3 separate regions of the Mus musculus genome follow, and all the other regions are linked to region 1. The links are chromatin loops, found by intact Hi-C in ENCODE. Cell type or tissue: heart. All regions are shown on one strand. Each heading gives the region's core, and the rest is flanking DNA. Links, peaks and the distances in the headings are about the cores only.

Region 1 (2,500 bases), core at 1-2,500:
GCCAGTTCTCATGACTCCTTACCCCATGGCGTCGTCTCTCTCTTCACTCTGCTGCTCCTTGTTTGTGCTTCAGACCCCAAGCCCTGGAACTAAAGCCCCACCTCCCTCTCCTCTGCCCAGCTAAAGGCTGTCGGCATCTTTGTTCAATAGTTTAAATTAAGGAGCAAGGTTACATAGCATGAGATCTGTTATGTGAGGATTTCCTCATCCCTCAGGCAACCGGATCTTGGGGCAGTATTTACCATTACAGTGCATAGAAGCAGACCAAACCTCAACATGTGTCTGTTGTAGTTACATCATTTATTCCTGCCCTCCCATCCCTTCCAGCATCTTGTCCGTCCCTGTTTCCTCTGATACTCTCAACCTTGTCTGTATTTACTCTGTACATCCATCTACCAACACACGTATAGAGTATTGCTCATGTTACATGCATTTAGAGCTGACGACCTCTTGGGATTGTATAACCTATTGGGGGCTCATCTCTGCAGAAAGCTTATTCTTTCTCACTCAGCAGCCTGGAGTTCTAGATTCTTTACATCCGTACCAACATTGATATTTTCCATTTTGTTGTTGTTGTTGGCATAGCTGTCCTAGTAGTTATGAAGTGATACTTCATTGTGGGTTTGATATGCACTTCCTGGAGGCTGATGACATAAAGCAGCATTTATCTATTGTGTTAGTTGACTTTTTATTACTATAGCAAATTCCTGGATAAGCAGCTTAGAAAAGGTATTTTGGCTTGTGGTTTTAAAGGTTCCAGTCCACCATGGAGTAAGCTGTTCCTCTGTGGCTGGAAAGCAACAGTAGAAAAAATGGGAGACGGGGAGGAGGAAGGCAGGGACTCAGATCCCCTCAAGTTGACATCCCCTGTGACTTAAAGGCTCACTGTCTCCAGATAGCAGCACCCTGAGAGCCAAGCCTTTAAGGAGCTTTGAGATCCATCTCTAGCAGATTTTTAAAAAAATTTTATCATTAGTCCATCTTTCAGTAACTTTTTTTGTTACTGGGTTACAATAGTTTTTATGTTCTGGGTGCTGGATCCTTATCTGATGTGTGTTTTGTAAATATTTCTTTCAGTCTGTACATTGTCTTTTATTTATAATGTCCTTTTCTGTACAAATGGTCTTAGTTATGATCATCTTTTCTCCTGTGGCAGCATTGCTTTTGTATAGCATCTGTGAACCCATTGCCAAATCCAATAGTAAGGCGATTTATTCCCTTTTAAATAATTTGTGTTCATTTTATGCATGTGGGTGTTTTGTCTGCAGTTATGTCTCTGCACCTCATGCATGCAGTACCTGTGGAGGCCAGAAGAGGGCATTGGATCCCGTGAGACAGGAGTTACAGATGGTTGTGGGCCAACATGTGGGTACTGGGAATTGAACCTGGGTCGTCTGGAAGGGCAGCCAATGTGCTCAACTGCCAAGCCATCTCTCTAGTCTAGCACCGCATGCTTATGTTTTAGATAAGTGATGATAACTGCTCTAAGAGCCAAAACGTGGGATGTGTTATTAGATGTGGGTTGCAGCAGGTGCTGAACCTTGGGTCCTAGTAGCTTTTAGCCACAGGTATTTCTTATTCCGGATGAATGCAAACAGTTGCAGATTATTTGAGTGCTCTGGCTTGCGGTGTTTTCCCTCACGGGTGAACCCTCACAAAGCTGTTACCATCTTAGAGTCGCTGTGGAGCATGTGAGTTCTTGTGAGAGAGCAGGAGTTAGGCTTCTGGGAGGTAGACAAACAGGGAGCAGGGTTATGGCTAAGTGATAAAGGAGACAGATTTCCAAAATGGCCAGCTTTTCCTTATCCTCCCGATTAAGACAAAAGCCTGACAGCTTTAAACAAAGCCTTGTAAGCTTTTGTCTCCTAGAAGCCCCCCTGCTGACGGACTGGCTCAAGGCCTATCAGGACAAGTCACACGACAGTTGTAGGCCAACCAACCAACTTCTCTTTGTTCAAACTGACCAACCTTAAGGGAAGAGCAATTCTTCAAAGACTTAACCCCAACCCTTGAAGAGAGTGATTCCAACCCTTGAGAAGAGAGTGATTCCAGCCCTTGAGAAGAGAGTGGGTTTTTGAGAAGAGAGTGGGTTTTTGAGAAGAGAGTGGGTTTTTGAGAAGAGAGTGGGTTTTTGAGAAGAGAGTGGGTTTTTGAGAAGAGAGTGGGTTTTTGAGAAGAGAGTGGGTTTTTGAGAAGAGAGTGGGTTTTTGAGAAGAGAGTGGGTTTTTGAGAAGAGAGTGGGTTTTTGGCTTTGTGAGTGTTCTGTCCACTTCCTAGGGGCCGTTTTCTGTGTGTTTCTGCTGGAAGCCTGTGTTCTCCCTCACCCCCCTTAAATGCCTTTCTTCGGCTGCTAATTCTGTCTGTTGCTGCTGGCCGTGTTTGAGATGATCCTGCCTAGCTCAGGATTGTGCCTGCCGTTTCTTTAATTGGCAGGGGAGAAAAACAAAATAAAACAGCAAGCAAACAAAACCCCAGAGCCTAACGAAGACCCCCTAGACTG
Region 2 (4,303 bases), core at 844-3,343, 590 kb after region 1:
CGGAGAGCCAATGGATTTATCTGACATCAGTAATGATGATGATGTGATAAAGAAATCATAGACATTTATGATCATCCTCATGCCAAGCAACACAAAGTGATGTCTGCCCCACTTAGTGCGGATGAGCATGGGCCTCAGAGGACACGTACAACTCCTCCAACAGGAACAACCACACTCCTCTTTGTTCCATCTTGATGGTCTTTGACCATCAGTGTTTACTCTGACTGAGGAACCCTCGGGGCCCCAAATACCAAGGAATAAAATGGTGCCGCCAAAACCAAGCCACAATGTTCATAAATATTTATGGTCTCTAAGTGTATGCTTGGATTTGAATGGAAATGGGAATGGGATTTGGGCAGAGAGGTAGGAGCTCTTCTGAGGAAAGTTGGAGTCTGGAAAGTTCCAGCATGGAAAGGGATAAAAGTTTTGGTTCTTCGGTACAAATTTTAGAGATGTGGAGACTCTAAATCAGGGGAAGTGACTAGGTGGCCAGATGTTGGCTGTGATCTTTTAGGCAAGGCATTCTTCTGATCTCTACCTGACTCTGACTGTGCCACTCTGCAGATGGCACCCTCCAGGCTCAGGCATGTGGGACACCAGGGCTTGACAGCAGGAGTGAGAGGTGGAGATCCCTTCATTGGCTAGAATTCCCTGCATTTGCCCACTTCCTCACCGTCCAAGGATTATACTCAGTTCTTTCTCCCAAAGGGATTGAGGACAGTCCTTTTAAATTGAGAGAAAGGGGTTCAGAGTTCCTCTAAATTCTCTGAATAGTCGCTGCCCCTGCTATCCCCCCCCCCAGGTTGCTGTGAGTGGGAAGTTAAATCTCCAGGAGAAAAGATCCCTTTAAATAGCATGAGGTAGTGGGCTTCAGCTCTGAGCACAGCATGAGAACTCTTACATTATTAAAAGCCGTACAGCCACGTACAACAAGGAAAGATGCCTAGAATGCGCCCCCTGCATGGATGGTGTGTGCTTAGATGAGTTCTGGCTGAGGCTTCTGTCTGGCTTCTCAGAGGCCTGCCTGTGGGCTTCTCAGAGGCCTGCCTGTGGGCTTCTCAGAGGCCTGCCTGTGGGCTTCTCAGAGGCCTGCCTGTGGGCTTCTCAGAGGCCTGCCTGTGGGCTTCTCAGAGGCCTGCCTGTGGGCTTCTCAGAGGCCTGTGGGCAAGGGCTTCTGACTGACCAGAGGAAGCAGAAGCTACAGCCAGAGTAAGAAAGATGGGCTCTGAGGTTTGAGAGCTGGTGATTACATCAGCTTAGAGGTCTGGAATTTCTCCCAAGCGCCAGAGGGAACATGGACACCGCAGCTCACAATGTTCTTATAGCCCTCTCAGACTTTGTCTTTACTTTTAAGGCAGAGTCTAGTTAATGTTGAGGCCGGAATAAGTGATCATCTAAGTTCTGTCTTCTGTCTTGGCTACTCAGTCTTCTCTCTCACAGGCTGTCCGCCAGGACTTCATAACCAGTTCCCAGGTACCAGTCTTTAGCTGATTGGACCAGTAAAGTCCGCCTGACTATGAAGAGACCAATCGGTCTTTCTTCTGGAATAGCTAGACCCTCTAGACAGGTCTCAGTTAACTGGATAGCACTTACCACAGCCAGAATGACTGATGTCTTTTCCCTGACAACTCAACACTGAAACTCCATGACACGGAGAGGCCATGGCTCACAGCTGGCGGGTCGCAGAGAAGGCTAGGTTATTTTCTTTATAATTCAGAAATATGCAAAGTTCTGAAAAATGAGTGTTTTCTTATATGTGTGTCAAACTATTTGGCTGTAAAACCAGCCTTTTCTGACAGGAATGATAACCCACCTCATTAGCCATCACATCCCCCCCCCCCCCCCCGCAGGCCGCCATGTGTCCTCTTGGGTGCCAGTGGGGATGTTAATATGTGGCTACTGAGCCATCATTGAATTTCAAACACTACAGAGCTTTGAATTCTGAGCCGTAAGTGATCTGGAAGGATTCAGAGATGCGACACAGATTTACTTAATGGGACCTGTGGGTCTCCCTAGTTGGCGGTTCGAGGAGAAGTTTAGAGAAATGTAGACTGCACTGGGGCAGGGCTCCTGGAGGCCATAGAAGAAGGGCCTAATGTTTTCAGATATCTTGGTTCCAGCCCCTCATTGGTCCTTTGGGAACACCCTTCATCTTTGTCACAATGCTCCTCCATCTCTGGGCCACTTGGCTGAGTAGGAGTCACGGCTGTGACCCTCCCATCTCTTATTTGCTCAGACGCTCAGACGGGAGGGTGGGGGATGTCTCTTGTGTGAACCAAAGGAGCTGGGAAAAAGGCACTTTGTCCAGATGCGGCTTTCCAACACTTTACTGAGGATGGAGCCTGCTGTTGGCCTGGTCACATGGGTCTGAACCTCTGGACATTTCTACTGTGAAAAGATCCCACAGGGAAAGCAGAAACAGATCTGGCAAGCGGCCACCTCAGTGGGTTTCTGTCTTAGGGCTTTCCCTCTTTGGGATCTTTACTGAGGAGAGTCTTTGTTCCTCCTTTGGAGGTGGGATGGGTTTGTGGTCCCGAGTCCTCCTTCGGAAAGTCTACCTCTGCAAGAATTCTTTTTAAAAGAGGGAAAGGGAGAGGAGAGAAAATACTGCTTCCCCTTTACTGACTTGTGCGTCACTCGCCAAAGAATTCTGCAGCGATAGCAATGCTATGAATAGGGCAGTTATAATGGGCCGTGAGGAGCCAGAGCCCAACCGCAGGGATCACTCCTATCACGGCTCAGCTACAGCCGTGCCTCTCAGAAAGAGGGGTTCCAGGGGACCATTTATCATCAGCCATCTGAATCAGCCATCTATTATGGCATTGTTGCCCTTCTGAAATGCTTTTAAAATGCTGGCTTCTGTTTGTACTGAGAAAAATGGAACCTCATGCGTAAGAAGTCGTGGCAATTTCACCACAGAGGACATTGGGTCAAGCTACGCTCACAAAGCCCGGAACCGGAGGTCTCTCCTTCAAAGGCTGAACACCTCCAGTCTGTAAGTCTATCAAATATGGCTGGCTTCTTCAGGTCAAGGTATTTGTTAGATCTAGTTATTTGTTACGTGGGTAGAATGAGACAAGAGACAGATGGGTGAGAAAATGCAGCCTAGCCCTGTCAAAGTCCTCAAGGAGTCTCCTCATGAGGGAGGCCTGGGCTGACAGCAGTCTTAGTTACTATGATGATAAGGGGGCCAAAACATTCAGCCATTCAAGCGGTTAGTGGTCAATAGAGATTTAAGATGGAGTTGCTCAAGTGGGGTTTCTGCCCTGTATACATGAAGCAAGTCTGGTTAAAAACAAAGTAAGCAAGCAACAAACAGCCCCCCCCCCCGCCTCCCACAGAGCTGAGAGGAAATGTTCAGGGGACAGGGGTACCTTAGCCCTCATGCCTTCTGGCTCAAGGAAAGGGGGAAAGGCAAAAAAGGCTTCAATCTATCGTTCCCTGGCTCTCTGGAGACAACGAAAGGCTTGAGTGGTTCCCATCACAGCGAGCTGCTGTACTGGAACATGCACCATCTCTGGTAATATCTCGGTTCCAATCAGGGGTCTGAATATGCCTGAGGTAGCTGGGAGCCCCTAGGCTGTTCATGCCCAGACAGAAAAGTAAGGGTGCCTCCAACAGTACCCTATGTTTTGGGAGAGGGAAGTCTCTTGTCTCTTCTCTCTTTCTTCAGGGAAAGTTAGGGATGAGAAAGCTAAGCTCCTGGGGAATTCTGCTGGCTAAGTGACAGCATGGCTAAGTGACAGCACGGCCATTATTACGCCCCCACCTCCACCCCCGACCCCTGCCAATGAGGTATCTTTTTAAATACAAAGAAAAAATGTCTGGGGAATGAGCTTTCTATTTCTTCCAAGGTCCCCAGGTAAGCGGGTAACGTTAAAAACAACATGTGTTATTTTACAAGCTAGCTCAAACCTGAGAGGTCAGGTGTTGGGCTAAGCGCTGCAGATCTGAAGCTGTTGATGCTGGGGATATCTGGGCTCCCCCCCCTAAACATCTAGGCACATTTGAACTTGTAATTGCTGGTACCCGAATGGGGATTTCCTGGGGAAGAAAACCAAGACTTGGTGTGAGAATTCATTCTTCTGAAAGCCACTCGGAAGTTATAGAATAGGACTCAGTTGATTTTGTTCTAAGGATCCCTCACTGTGCCCGAGACTTCTTCCTTCCTGCTAGAGTATTTGGGTACTGACAGCCAGTGGGTTATTTTCTGAGTCCACTCTGTCTGCTGCTGGAGCTTAGACATCACGTAACCTGTCCCCTCCCATCCTCAGAATCTTCTTTTGCATGCTCAGGACAGGTG
Region 3 (4,303 bases), core at 844-3,343, 420 kb after region 1:
TTGGAGTATATGAGCTCAGAGACAGAGCTGCATGTTAGTGCTAGGGGCTTCTAAGATACAGGAGTTTGTATTACACAGTAACAGGATTAAAGCCCTCACTTAAGAAGCCCCCACCCACCCACCAGATAAACAGTCCAGACAGTAAGCTGTTGAAGAGAGACCTTAAAATCTGTGATCAAGAGAGGCAGGTGTGGTGTCACAAGCCTTTAATCCCAGCACTCAAGAGGGAGAGGCAGTCAGATCTTTGTGAGTTCAAGGTCAGCCTGGTCTATAGCATGAATTCCAGGACAGCCAGGGCTGTTACACAGAGAAACCCACCAAACTCACTCCACCCCCAAAATTGTGATAAGATGCTGTTCACAGTTGATGGTGTCTGGCCCGGGTGGGAGAACTCAGCTTTCTTTCAGGGGCTGGCCACTGGGAGTTTGACAATGCTCCAATGCGTATATGGGCAACACAAATTTGACTTGGGTTGTTGTTGTTGTTGTTGTTGTTGTTGTGTTGTTGTTGTTGTTGTTGTTGTTGTTGTTTTGTGGTTCTTTTGGAGGGAGAGTGCCAGAGTGAGAGGGTGAACCTGGAAAGAATGGAAAGCAAGTGTGATCAGGGTGCACTGTATAAAATTCTCAAATAATTAAAAAAAAAAAAAGTATGTTGGGGATAACTAAAGGAAGCTTGGTGGCCGTCAGATTGCTTGCTTTCCTTTCCACTTGGGGCTGAGAGAAAACCCAGCTCTTCTTGACCTCCAACCCCAGAAACACACGCCATCTTTGAAGCAGAGAAGCCTTCCCCAAGCAGACAACAAAGCCTCCTGGCACCTTGCTGTCAGACTCCTCCACCTCCAGGATGGTAAGAAACATCTCTGCCCTGTATAAATGCCCTCATGGCAGTATTCTATAGTAACAAACATTCTATAGTAACAAGGTACAAATGGACCATGTGGCGGAAGGGAGGAGCGAGGATGGACTCATCACTGCTCTCAAGCTAGTTTCAAACTCACCACATAGCTGAAGTTAACCTTGAACTCTCGACCCTCCTGCTTCTACCAATAGTGTAATAGAATTACAGGTATGAGCCACCAAGTGTAGTTTTATGGGTGCTGGGGATCAAACCCAGGGCCTCAGGCACGCTAGGTGAGCACGCTATACACGGAACCATAATTTTAAAAAAGACTATATGCTCTACTTGAGTGGTGAGTTTGCTGGCTGCTTATGGTGAAATGGGTGTTGTGGAGGCAGCCATCCTGTCAAAAATTCTCACCCCGGCACGGCAGCTACTCCCCACACAAGTCCACTGTCTCACCCCTGCAAGGCAGCTACTCCCCACACAAGTCCACTGTCTCACTCCCCACACAGGACCACTGAAGCTTTGAATGAGGCCTGCTCAGACTGAGGAACACTCTAAGTACAAACTTCAAACAAGAGTTTTTTTAAATTAATACTTTTGTTTAGTGTGTGTGTGTGTGTGTGTGTGTGTCACAGTGCATGTGAGGAGGTCAGAGAACAGCTTGCTTGAGTGTTCTCTCTACCATGTGCCCTCTCTAGGAGTTAAGCTCAATTCATTGGGTTTGGAGGGAAGAGCCCTTACCAGCTGAGCCTTCACCCTACGCTCACCTAGGCTTTAAGTAGTCAGTATAGAGAAATAGACTAAGTGCTCTCTGTATAACTTAAGTGCTATACGCTTAAGTGTTATTCTGTATAACTTAAGTGCCATTTATGAGATGTAATTAGTTACAGAAAATACTGTTGAAATGAATTCCACCTTTTTTTTCCCCTGTGGCTACTAGGAAATATAAACACATCTTGGTGCATATTCTACGGGATGGCCCTGCTCTGAGCCCCCCCTGCTGGAGCTGAAATCCAGTATCCAGGGACTTCCCTGACTGAGGCCTCTTCTCTAAAGGGCCTTGTTTAACTGATAGAGATAGGCTTATTTCAGTCAGGAGGGAGTCAGGCCAGGCAGCTGACAGGGACAGAGACTGGCATAAGAAAGAAGAGATTCAGGGTACTGCCCAAGAGACCCCTGGACCTTCCCATCCCTGCCTTTCCTTGCTCTGCTCCTCTGCCCCACCACCACCTTCTCCCCCTGGTGGTAGGACCAGGCACAGCAAGTGGGCCAGATACTAAGCCTCTGAAGTCAGAAGAAGATGGGGGTGGGGGAGGCACTTATACCAGAAAGGAGAGGGTTGGAGTTGTACGCAGTGGTGTTTCTAAGGCCAGAATGTGAGTGGCTCACCCAGCTTGAGGAGCAGGTGGAAATGATAAGCGAAACTAGAGTCTGGTGAGTGCAGGAACAGAGATCCCACAAAGACCATTCGGGGTGTCCAATGGATTGCTGTTTGCAGGGACTGTTTGGTGGAAGTTCTGCATTACTAAAGGTGGCCCATAGGAGGTGAGCCCCCAGGGGTTCCCAGGTTATGGGGGGTGGCCTCACTTATACATAGGAGCAAACTCGCAAAGTACCCATGCCAACTGTTCCTATCCTGAAACAGCTATCAAGCCCATGTATCTGTGCACACACAAAACATACCCAGTGTTAGATTGCTCAGAACTTGGATGGGGCCGAACAAGCCAGGGCTGGCCACTTATCCTCAATAAGTCAATGAAAGAGACTCAGGATGCTACAAAGCAGAGAGGGAGGATTTATTCGATTCAGCACAACACAGGAAGAGGAACAGAAAACCCAGTGACACCCAAGTCCATCTTTGGGATCCTGGCAGGAGAATTCAGTTTAAACTGAAGGCAAGAGGTATGCCTAGCTAAGCAGCCCAGATCAAGGTGTGGTCCGCTAATCAGTGACTCATAATTGTCTCAGCCTCTTGCTCCTGGGCTGTCCTTGCAAACTGTGACATCCTTTTCTGAGAGATAAGCTCTCGGACTGTGGCCAAGGTCCTATCTATTCCTGTTCCCAGCATAAGCCTCTGGGAAACCCAGTTCCTAGGGATTCACTGTCCCGATCGCCTGATAGCGGGAAGGAGGGGGATGGGGGGGGGTGGGTGTCTTTCTTTAGAATGGCTCCCTTTTCACCACGTGATCACAGCATCATACCTTATTAAGTATAATGGTTGAGTGTGTATTGAACCAATACAGGGCCATAGAGTAGATGGTCTCTTTATACATGGAGGACACCCACCCACGCCCATCACTAACAATCTGCTCTGTCCTGGACCCTCAGCCTCACCTTCCACATCACAGGGTCGTGGAAAGTCAAGTTTGAGTGGCAGAGAGGGTTTATCTAAGAGCAGTCACAACAGAGAGATCACAGGGGGGTCACAGGAGTGGAGAAGACAGATAGAGGTGGCACCAGAACAACACAGAGATTAATAATGACTGGGGCCATTGTCCCAACTGGGAGGCAAGGGAAAGGGCAGTGTTATGGGAGCCTAGGGAGCTGTGGTCCCCCCACTTCTCATGGAGAGAGTCCCAGCAGTCCCCCTACTCCTCAGGACTCAGACTCAACATGTTCCAGGGGAATCACACCTGAGACCGTGTCACGCAATGCCAGTGACCCAGAGTTCATGGTTTTCCCTCACATGATTTTTGACACAAACTTTTGCAGGGAACCTCCATGCAAAACTAGCAAGTGAATACACACACACACACACACACACACACACACAGAGAGAGAGAGAGAGAGAGAGAGAGAGAGAGACAGAGACAGAGACAGAGACAGAGACAGAGACAGAGACAGAGGGATTGGGAGGAGGCTTGTCAGAATAATGATATATGTAGTTTGAATTTAAGCAGGTGTTGCCAGATTGCTTTCCAAAAATGATAAGAATCCATGTTTGAGCAGCAATGCATTTGATTACTCCATCCCCCTGGATCTTTGTGCACAATGTACACTAACATTGACTTCATTTTCCACTGGTCTGATCAACATGAGTGATATGTTGTTTAATTTGCACCACTGACAGGTTACAGCATCTCTCCATGCTTGCCATTTGGGTTTGCTCCTCTGTGGACCACTGTGCTAATTGCATCAGGTACAGTGGCAGGGAAACCAAGAAACTGAATAGAAGTTTACTTATGTCTTCTGCAAAATAAATAAATAAACAAGCAAAATAAATCCGGCTGGACATAGATAGGCATTTGAGATTGGCGTTGAGACTCTTCAAGCGTATCAGTGATGCAAATGTCTTTCAGTATTCTATTTCAGTTTCCCTCAGGAACAGATGTAGTACTCAGGCCTCTGCCCCACCATGGTTGCTAGGGTGCCAGATGCAATATCCTTGCTCCAGGAAGCTGTGGAGAAGCAGATACTCAGAGCATACGCCATCTCTAAAGTGAGACTCTGGCTGCAACCC

Evidence for each region. Hi-C counts contacts between places; a loop is a spot of excess contacts. Peaks named below come from ENCODE experiments on the same cell type or tissue, not always from the same donor. Only the 100,000 strongest peaks of a DNase experiment are listed, where the experiment ranks them.
Region 2: it touches region 1 in a loop (2.2-fold over the local background); 2 of 42 quality-filtered maps call a loop at or near these places.
Region 3: it touches region 1 in a loop (5-fold over the local background); 27 of 42 quality-filtered maps call a loop at or near these places.

Annotation. Positions count from the first base shown.
Region 1 is chr7:67,631,407-67,633,906 of GRCm38, reverse strand. The region is part of intron 2 of Lrrc28 (leucine rich repeat containing 28); the gene reads left to right. Among named protein-coding and RNA genes, the nearest start is that of Lrrc28, 13 kb to the left of the region's middle. In heart, for the core only: a CTCF peak has its summit at 1,295 (motif pointing right); no DNase peak of the experiment used is centred there.
Region 2 is chr7:67,042,735-67,047,037 of GRCm38, reverse strand. The region is part of intron 13 of Adamts17 (a disintegrin-like and metallopeptidase (reprolysin type) with thrombospondin type 1 motif, 17); the gene reads right to left. Among named protein-coding and RNA genes, the nearest start is that of 1700112J16Rik, 180 kb to the left of the region's middle. In heart, for the core only: no CTCF peak of the experiment used is centred there; DNase peaks (open chromatin) are centred at 2,287 and 2,657; H3K27ac peaks cover 1,694 bases.
Region 3 is chr7:67,215,049-67,219,351 of GRCm38, reverse strand. The region is part of intron 2 of 1700112J16Rik (RIKEN cDNA 1700112J16 gene); the gene reads left to right. Among named protein-coding and RNA genes, the nearest start is that of 1700112J16Rik, 5.3 kb to the left of the region's middle. In heart, for the core only: CTCF peaks have their summits at 1,894 and 2,094 (motif pointing left); a DNase peak (open chromatin) is centred at 2,191; H3K27ac peaks cover 561 bases.